Linked DNA regions of Homo sapiens: region 1 is linked to region 2. Evidence: read pairs that join two places in POLR2A ChIA-PET (ENCODE). Cell type or tissue: MCF 10A. All regions are shown on one strand. Links, peaks and the distances in the headings refer to the core of each region. The heading gives the core; the rest is flanking DNA. Region 1 overlaps LOC105375470 (a long non-coding RNA gene). Region 2 overlaps CTTNBP2 (cortactin binding protein 2).

Region 1 (4,399 bases), core at 225-4,224, 370 kb before region 2:
TTTGACTTTGAGCATACTTAACCTTCTGTGCCTGTTTCCCCATCTGTAAAATGAGGAAAACTACACAAAACTACATCTAATTGTTGAGGAACTAAAAGTAATACTTGAAGAGCCTGATATATAATGAGTACTCATTGTTATTCAAGGACATAGACTATACCATAAATAACCTTTTTTTTTTTTTTAAAGTCCCAAAGCTTATTCCAATACGGTGTTTTGTTCATGGCCATTTTTTATGATTGGATAGATTCAGCTGTGCACATTTTAAGTGCTTAAGGAAGGGAAAGATGGATATGAGTTCAAATCTTGGGAGGTTTTACAAAACAGGTAAGACTTAAATCAGTGCTTGAGAAGAAGTGCAAATACACTTTAGGAAAATGACCTGACATTAATTTTTTTTTTTTTTTTTTGAGATGGAGTCTCGTTTTGTTACCCAGGCTGGAGTGCAGTGGTGCGATCTAGGCTCACTGCAACCTCTGCCTCCCGGGTTCAAGCGATTCTCCTGCCTCAGACTCCCGAGTAGCTGGGATTACAGACATGCACCACCACGTTTGGCTAATTTTTGTATTTTTAGTAGAGACGGGGTTTCACCATGTTGGCCAGGCTGGTCTCAAAATCCCAACCTCAGGTGATCCGCCCACGTCGGCCTCCCAAAGTGCTGGGATTACAGGCGTGAATCATCACGCTTGGTCCTGACATTAATATTTAGCGGAGGTAAAAACTGAAGATAAAAAGGCCAGCAGGAGTTCAGATATGCGTTTCTGATTTGTAGCAGTAAGAATGGAGAGGCATATTCTGTGCTCACAGAGGTTAATAAGTAATAAAAGAATGGAGAGGCAGAAAAAAAGTGATTTGAAGACAGAGCTTAAGAAAGGTGATGAGGCCAGACCCAGTGGCTCACGTGTAATTTCAGCACTATGGGAGCCTGAGGTAGGAAGATTGCTTGAGTCCAGGAGTTTGAGGCTAGCCTGGGCAAAATGGCAAAACCCCATCTCCACCAAAAAAAAAAAAAATTAGCTGAGCATGGTGTCATGCACATGTAGTGCCAGCTACTTGGGAGGCTGAGGCAGGAGGATAGCTTGAGCCAGGGAGGTTGAGGCTGCAGAGAGCCATGTTGGAGCTACTGCCCTCCAGCTTGAGCAATAGAGTGAAACCCTATCTAAAAATGGAAAAGAAAAGAAATGAGGCAGACAGCAAATCCTAGGTGGCATAGTAATGGTGGTTGGTGAATCAGAGGTTAGCAAGATTAGGGAGACACAGGAAAAGGCAAGACTGCTTGTTAACAAAGTAGATGGGGCCAATCTGTAGAACTGTGTAAACATGATACACTTTGCTCACTAGCCAATGGCAAGGCCACGGAACATACTGGTGATACTTACACGGGCATATACTTTACCTTAAAGATCTGGAGAACCGGTATATCTCAGGAGGCCCTCTGTTTCACCTCATAAGGGGCAATATATATTAATAAAATACTTACGTATGCTTTTATGCATTCTTTATGGTATTTTTAAAATTGATTTTTATTATTAAAATTTTTAGACCAGGTGCAGTGGCTCACACCTGTATTCCCAGCACTTTGGGAGGCCAAGGTGGGCAGATTGCTTGAGCCCAGGAGGTTAAGACCAACCTGGGAAACATGGGGAAAAACCCATCTCTACTAAAAATACAAAAATTAGCTGTGCATGGTGGCCCACACCTGTATTCACAGCTACTTGGAAGTCTGCAGTGGGAGGATCACTTAAGCCCAGTGAGCCGTGATCATGCTACTGCACTCCAGTCTGGGCGACAGACTGAGACTGGTCTCAAAAAAAAAAAAAGAAAAAAAATTTTTTTTTTTTTACCAGCCATTTTTTACTCCCCAAATCCTGCTCTCCCTTTACATTATTTTTATTTTGGAAACTGGGCTGCTATAACAAAATACATTAGACTTGGTAATTTATAAACAACAAAAATTTATTTTTTACAGTTCTGGAGGCTGAGAAATCCAAGATCAAAGCAACAGTAGACTCTGTGTCTGATGAGGGCCTGTTCCTTATAGATGACACTTTCTTGCTGCATCCTCACATGGCAGAAGGGGGCAAGGCTGCTCCGTTCAACCTCTTCAGTAAGGGCACTAATCCTGTTCATGAGGGCAGAGTCCTTATGACTTACTTCCCAAAAGACCCCATCTCTTAATGCTATCATATTGGATATTAGGTTCCAACATATGAATTTTGGAGGACACCAGTATCCAGACCACAGCAGAAGCCAAAAAATGACAAAACATTCTGGCTATAATATGCTGTGTATAATACATTCCTGAAAATCTTCACATTTTAAGAAAATGGCTCACTTAAAATAAGAGCCTAAGGAAAAAATAAGTCTGGGAAAGCCCTCTCAAACTCTGAACAACTGAGCGGTGGTTCCCAAACTTTGCTACTTACTGATATGATCTTTAAAAACTGATAGCTGGCTCCCACACTCAAGACATTCTGAGTTAAATAGAATGAGGTTCAGCTGGGCCTCAGTATTCTAAAACATCCGTAGTTAACTAATAAACAACAAAGTCTGGCAACCACTGAACTGTAGTATTAACAGACAATAACAACCGAAATGAAAATAGTAGTTCATTTAGAAGGACGTGTAAAACTCCTAACAAATAAAGCAATGTTATATTAACTTAAAGAGTTTTACCTTTTTAAAAAAGTTGAAGGTTGCTTAAAGAATGACAGTTTACAGAAGGGTAGACACTGATGAGTGATGGAAACAAGGGCGGGAGATCATCAGAAGTAGCAGATGGAGAAGCAGTTGCAAACTTTGCAGGAAATGTGGAGTTGCCAGAGATGGATGGCTCTGACTCGTTGTCTGATGTCGCTTTTGCCCAAAGATGTGAGGGAGCTGCAAAATAAGCACTATCAAAATGGAGCATATGGCTGAACCAAGCCCAGGGAAGAATGGGGTCCCACACCGTGAAAGGTCATCATTTGAGTGCTATACTCCCCCAGGCCTGGTTCAATCACAAAACTAAGTGCAATAATTGTACTTCAGCTATTGTGTCTTTGTACTACAAAGCATTAAAGTGCTATGAAAAATTATGTATGAACCAACCCACTTTCCCTATTATTCTAACATTACTCTCCTGTTTAACAATCTCATGTGACCTCATGTGTACTATAAAAAACAGTACTCGGCTGGGTGTAGTGGCTCATGCCTTTAACCCCAGCACTTTGGAAGGCCAAGGCAGGCAGATTACTTGAGCTCAGGAGTTCCAGACCAGCCTGGGCAATGTGGTGAAATCCTGTCACTACAAAAAATTAGCCAGGCGTGATGATGCGCACCTGTAGTCCCAGCTACTCAGGAGGCTGAAGTGGGAGGATTCCTTGAGACCAGGAGGCAAAGATTGCAGTAAGCCAAGATCTTCTCACTGCACTCCAGCCTGGGTGATAGAGCTAGACCCTGTCTCAAAAATAAAAAATAAAAAAGACAATACTGTAACATAACAGACTATGTTAGTATTCCACTGAGAATCTGGAGTTTAAATAATGTCATCCTGCCCCTGTTTTACTTATCTCCTTCTGTGGTTCATACTGTCCTTTAGCACCAAGTAATTCTTTAGGTAGGCAGTTCTTCCACCTCTGACTTTGCCCTAGAAGGGTACTTGAATTCGTATAACTTGGGCAGCTTTATTTAAATAGCACATACAGCATATGACTAATCCAAATGGAGCACCCATACCTGATCATTTTTCAATATCTTTTTTTAAAAAATAAATTACCATGTATGTGTTATCACTATAGTGAACCAGATTAGGGAACTTTATTTTAAGCTGAGTACATTTGCTTTCTTTTTTATTGTTTTGCTTGGCTTTTAAAAATTGTCTTTAGCAGCTTGGATTGCAATACAGGTAAAATTATACTGTCATTTCCATTGAATTTTTTGCATGCCAAAATTGGAAAATAATATTGATATCAGAAATTACTTAGGTCACTAGGATCTTCAGTCTGAATTCATTCCTTAATGTTATAATCCACACAGAAGGAACAGATTGATTTGGACTTGTTGCAGACATTGTATGGCAAGGTAGAGCAATGCTAATTTATTGATTTTTTTTTTTTGGAGAAAAATACTGAGGTTAGGCAATGAGAGATGAATAATGTAAGAAGGTATATAGAAATGTAAATGGAATAGTGAGAGTGAAGTATAAGAATTACATTGACAAAAGCTAAACATAAATAACCTTGAGTGACCAATAGAAAGCAAATGCCTGAAATTACATTAAAACACATGGGGAGCAAATAAGGGTTGAAAATTACTTATTGGGTACAATGCTCACTACTCAGGTGATGGGTGCACTAAAAGCCCAGATTTCATATATGCATGTAAGAAAGCTGCACTTGTACCCCCTAAATATTAAAAA
Region 2 (4,399 bases), core at 109-4,108:
GAATGCATGTTTGCGTGGTATGTCCAGTCTCACAATGTGTCATCTTAAAGTCCTGGTTAGTGTCAGACTCACCTCTGGGGTGTGATAGCTGTGTCAGCTGCAGACCTCAAGCCTCCTGCTCACATGTGTTTCATTTAAACCAACCTCCTCCTCCTCTCCCCCTCCCCCACCATCACACACATATTCCTTTCACTTGAGTATCTGCTTCAAAGAGTACAAAGTTCAATGAAAACTTGTGGTGATAATAAGGAAATAAGTAAATAGAAATTTAAATTTTGCCCTTCTAATATGCTGCCAAGACTATCGATGCCTTTTATTAGAAAAGAGAGTGAGAAAGCTAGAAGCTCATGCTGTGTGGTTTGATTAAAATTAAAACTAATATGTTCTCTCCACCATTATTATTAAAGCATAAATTAAAATGTTTCTTTTATTTGGCCTCTTCAGAGAACTTCTGATATCTCATATGTAACACCTAGTTGATGGTTAACCTGAATGCACTATACTTATAAATATTTATGATACATATTGTCATTTCATGCGTGTCTTTTCCCTGAAATTTCATCTTTACATTAACATATAAATGTTAGTGTTCTGGTGTAGGTGCTGCATAAAAGGAAACATTTTTCTCAGTATGTTGCATGGTAGAAAACTAAAGCACTGAGTAAAAGAAAAATAGAAGGCTTTCCATAGATGTAAGGCAAAATCAGAATTTTACTCTGGACTCTACAAAGCCCTGCAGACAACCACTAAGATATGTGGAGGTTTTCAAAACTCCCCACAAACCACATACACAAGAGCCAATGAATTTCAGCTGATGTCACTGAAACTCATTTGTATTTCTTGGATGGGATACATTTCAATTATGCCTGTAATGTGTCAAATGAGTTATTTCATAATAAATTATTTCTGCTGGACTTTATATTGTGTTATAAAAAATTAAGAAAACACTTTGTTGTCATTGAATATATAAAAAACACTTTCCTAAAATTTTACTTCTGTTCTGCCTTTAACAAAACTCATTTCTCTTTTAGGAGAAAAAAAGAACACTTCTAGTTGGATCAAAGATTTTATTATCTAGCTGATTTTTTTTTTTTAAATCAACTTACATCCTGTTTGTTTCTGAATGACTGGGTCATTTCCAACCTGGCTGATAGTGAAAGGAAATTGTTTCTGTCCTATGGGTCCTGAGAGGCTAATATAAAATGAGCCAGTGGTGTGTCTCCCATGTATAATGGGAATACAGGAGTCCTTTATAGCCAACTTCATTGGCTGTGTCGTCTCAGTGAAGGGTTTCTCTGACAGGGAGTGCTACATTTTGTCCTTAAAAAATATTATATTTTAGTAGATTATAGTGTATGCGAAGAGTTATAATTTGTACTCTTACCCTGTGTCTTAAAAAGAAAATACCGTATCAGCTGATGAAAGCAGAAACACCAAAGTCATCTCTTTAACAACAAAATTACCTGTCACCTTTAGTCCTCTGAAAGCAAATATTTTAACCAAATGTCTTCAGTTCCCTCGCATGTAGAGTAAATTGCAGCTTTAGACATCTAAAAGCCATAAGGAAAAAAAATCCATTATTTTAAATGAGTTCAGTTCTTTAAATCACTGCCAGAGCAAATGTCTGGGAAAGCAAAGGCTCCATTAGCTATGATTCAAGTATTTATTATCTGACATCGGTCATATCTCTTTGGTAATTCTAAGACACTTGGCCTGAGCGCTGCTCTAGTTTGCCTCTCAAGGCAGGAGAACAGGGTCTGTGCTCATTCATGCGTTGGCTCCTGCTGCGACTACGAATAGGCGGGTTAACTGTTTGGTAATTTGTGTGCCAGGGAAATTTGGGCAAGAGTCAATTTGGCAAATGGACTGAGGCTCTGAAGCCACTTTGAATAAGCTAATGAGTAATCATCATGGGGAACTTTGCCTCCGGTAATCCACTTCCCATTTTGAGCCAGTAACCCAGGATGGAATGATATTTGGAGGTTTTTTTTTTTTAATCTTGTCTATCATCTTTTAATAGAATTTCCATTCTGATTTCTTTGAACAGTAGGGAGGAAATCTGTATATTTTCAAACATTTTCTTCGCATTCAGGAAGTATAAATTCTGGCCCTGAAGAAGGAAAGACCTTTTAATTTGATCAGAACTTTGAATCTGTGTAGCCAAAATAATAACCAGGAAATTCAGAGGGGGAACAATTCTTTTCACCAGTGAAAAAACTAAAAATAACTGTGTGTATTAGATACAGCTCCTTCTATGTGGCAGCGCAATATAAATAGGTGAGTTGCATGGCAATAGATGCCTCAGACAGGATTCTTAGTTTTGAGCTGGTGAAGCCAATGTTCATTGAGAAGGCAGAAAGGGCATTTGTTGTCTGGTTTATAGAAATAGTTGGCTTACATCGTGGTTCAGCATGGCTAGCAAAGCCTAGAGGACTAGCTCTTCCCAGCCAGCATCACAAACAAGTACCGTCTGCAGAGCTAGTCTGCAGCAGGAGATGCTTCTGCTGATGAGAAATGGATGCTGCAGCTTTCTTTTCACCCTGTTGATGCCAGACAGCACTGGTGCCCTCACTGCTCCAGATCCTGAGTGGTCCCTCCCCAGGTCCTTCTTTTTTGTATCACTCATTACCTATTTGAAGCCTAAGACAGGTGCATTTCATTAGCCAAGCTTAGACTACACAGAAGACCAGGAAAGCAACTACTGGACATATTTAGCTTCTACAGGGGAGAATCATAAAGTAGAGAATTCTCCTAACATAGGAAGGAGTTTCCAGTGCTAGACAACCGAAGAAATGGAAATGGGTCAGAAAAGAACAAAATATTTGTTTTGTTTCCTTGATTTCATATGCCCATTTCTTCTTACAATTGTACTTTATTCTGCCATTTTTATTCCATGTTCTCTACTTCATTATATATTGCTTACCACATATATAAATGTATTTTCATTTTAAATTGCTTTTTAGACTTTCATTCAGTAATACCATGGTAGAGAATCATATGTAATAAAATTGTCAGGAGAGGATTTAGGACATTTTGCACATGAAAGATTATTTAGCTCATTCCTGAGTCTTTTTTGTTGCATTGTTACATTAAAAAATGCATTTTGATTCCCCAGGAGCATTGCAGAGCCATTGTCAAGGGGGAGTTGGAGATTGAGATCTGTGGCTCTGAGTAGAAATTTCAAGGAGAGAGCAGTTTGCCTGATCCATGTAGATAGAAATGAGCCAGCCGGGCATGGTGGCTCACCCCTGTAATCCCAGCACTTTGGGAGGTCCAGGTGGGCGGATCACAAGGTCAGGAATTCAAGACCAGCCTGACCAACATGGTGAAACCCTGTCTCTACTAAAAATACAAAACTTAGTCAGGTGTGGTGGCATGCACCTGTAATCCCAGCTACTCAGGAGGCTGAGGGAAGAGAATTGCTTGACCCTGGGAGGCAGAGCTCACAGTGAGCCGAGATCGCACAATTGCACTCCAGCCTGGGCAACAGAGCGAGACTCTGTCTCAAAATAAAAAAAAAAAAAAAAAAAAAAAAAAATGAGAAAAAGAAGAAAGAAATGAGCCAAACCTCTGTTTCCAGGGCTTGCCTTCCCACTCTTGAAACTCTAGATTCTAGATTAAGAGGGAGGGGCAGATGAGAACTGTATAGCCCAGATCACTGAATGTTAGCCACAGCCCCTTTGAAATTAAAAATGAAAGGAAAAAAATGAAAAGATCTCTTAATATATCTTGTTGTTATGTATTTGTTTATCAGATTGAGCAGATGGGTTGGAGTGCCCAGGGAGAGAAGAGGACAGGGATGCAACGAGCCTTAAAAGATTTTGGGAGAGCAATCAAGAGTATGGTTAAATGTCGTAAGAGTATTTTGTGGTGTGGCAGATATGCACTCTGCTTTCTCAATTTATAAATGGCTGTAATTGCTTTCCTCTCAGTTTTCCACTTTGAATTAGAACTAATTGCCTTTACAGCGCTGCTTTGCTCCCACCTACATAGTTTTCCCTTTCATTCTATAAAACCATGTGTTTGGTGCCTCTTCATTCATAGCTTCCAGTTTGGGTGCTATTCTTGGAGCAGCCACCCACTTTCTCACTACCAGTGAAGCTGCGTTCATTCTTCTGAGCTCTTCCACACAATCCACTGCTTTTTGCAAAAGAGTTTGGTGTTACTGCTCCATGCAAAGTTTCCCTCGGCCCCTGCTTGAAAGTGGTTCGAAGGAGATATAAATTCGACAATAACATAACAAAGTCACCTGGAACTCCATAATTTATGTATACTGTGGTTCCTTTTTAACTTAGTATGTGGTCCTGCCATCTGATCATCTCTTTAAAATTTGTGTAGTCCTACAATCAAATAAGTGGAATTTATGGATTTTCATATCCTTTGTAGTTTCTAGTGTGGT

The links. Peaks named below come from ENCODE experiments on the same cell type or tissue, not always from the same donor. Only the 100,000 strongest peaks of a DNase experiment are listed, where the experiment ranks them.
Region 1: POLR2A ChIA-PET joins it to region 2 with 5 read pairs; 2 of 35 experiments call an interaction of 5 or more read pairs at or near these places.

The regions. Positions count from the first base shown.
Region 1 is chr7:118,176,736-118,181,134 of GRCh38, reverse strand. The region is part of intron 1 of LOC105375470 (a long non-coding RNA gene); the gene reads left to right. Among named protein-coding and RNA genes, the nearest start is that of LSM8, 5.2 kb to the left of the region's middle. In MCF 10A, for the core only: no CTCF peak of the experiment used is centred there; no DNase peak of the experiment used is centred there.
Region 2 is chr7:117,805,884-117,810,282 of GRCh38, reverse strand. The region is part of intron 3 of CTTNBP2 (cortactin binding protein 2); the gene reads left to right. Among named protein-coding and RNA genes, the nearest start is that of CTTNBP2, 65 kb to the left of the region's middle. RefSeq lists an enhancer at 1-369. In MCF 10A, for the core only: no CTCF peak of the experiment used is centred there; a DNase peak (open chromatin) is centred at 1,832.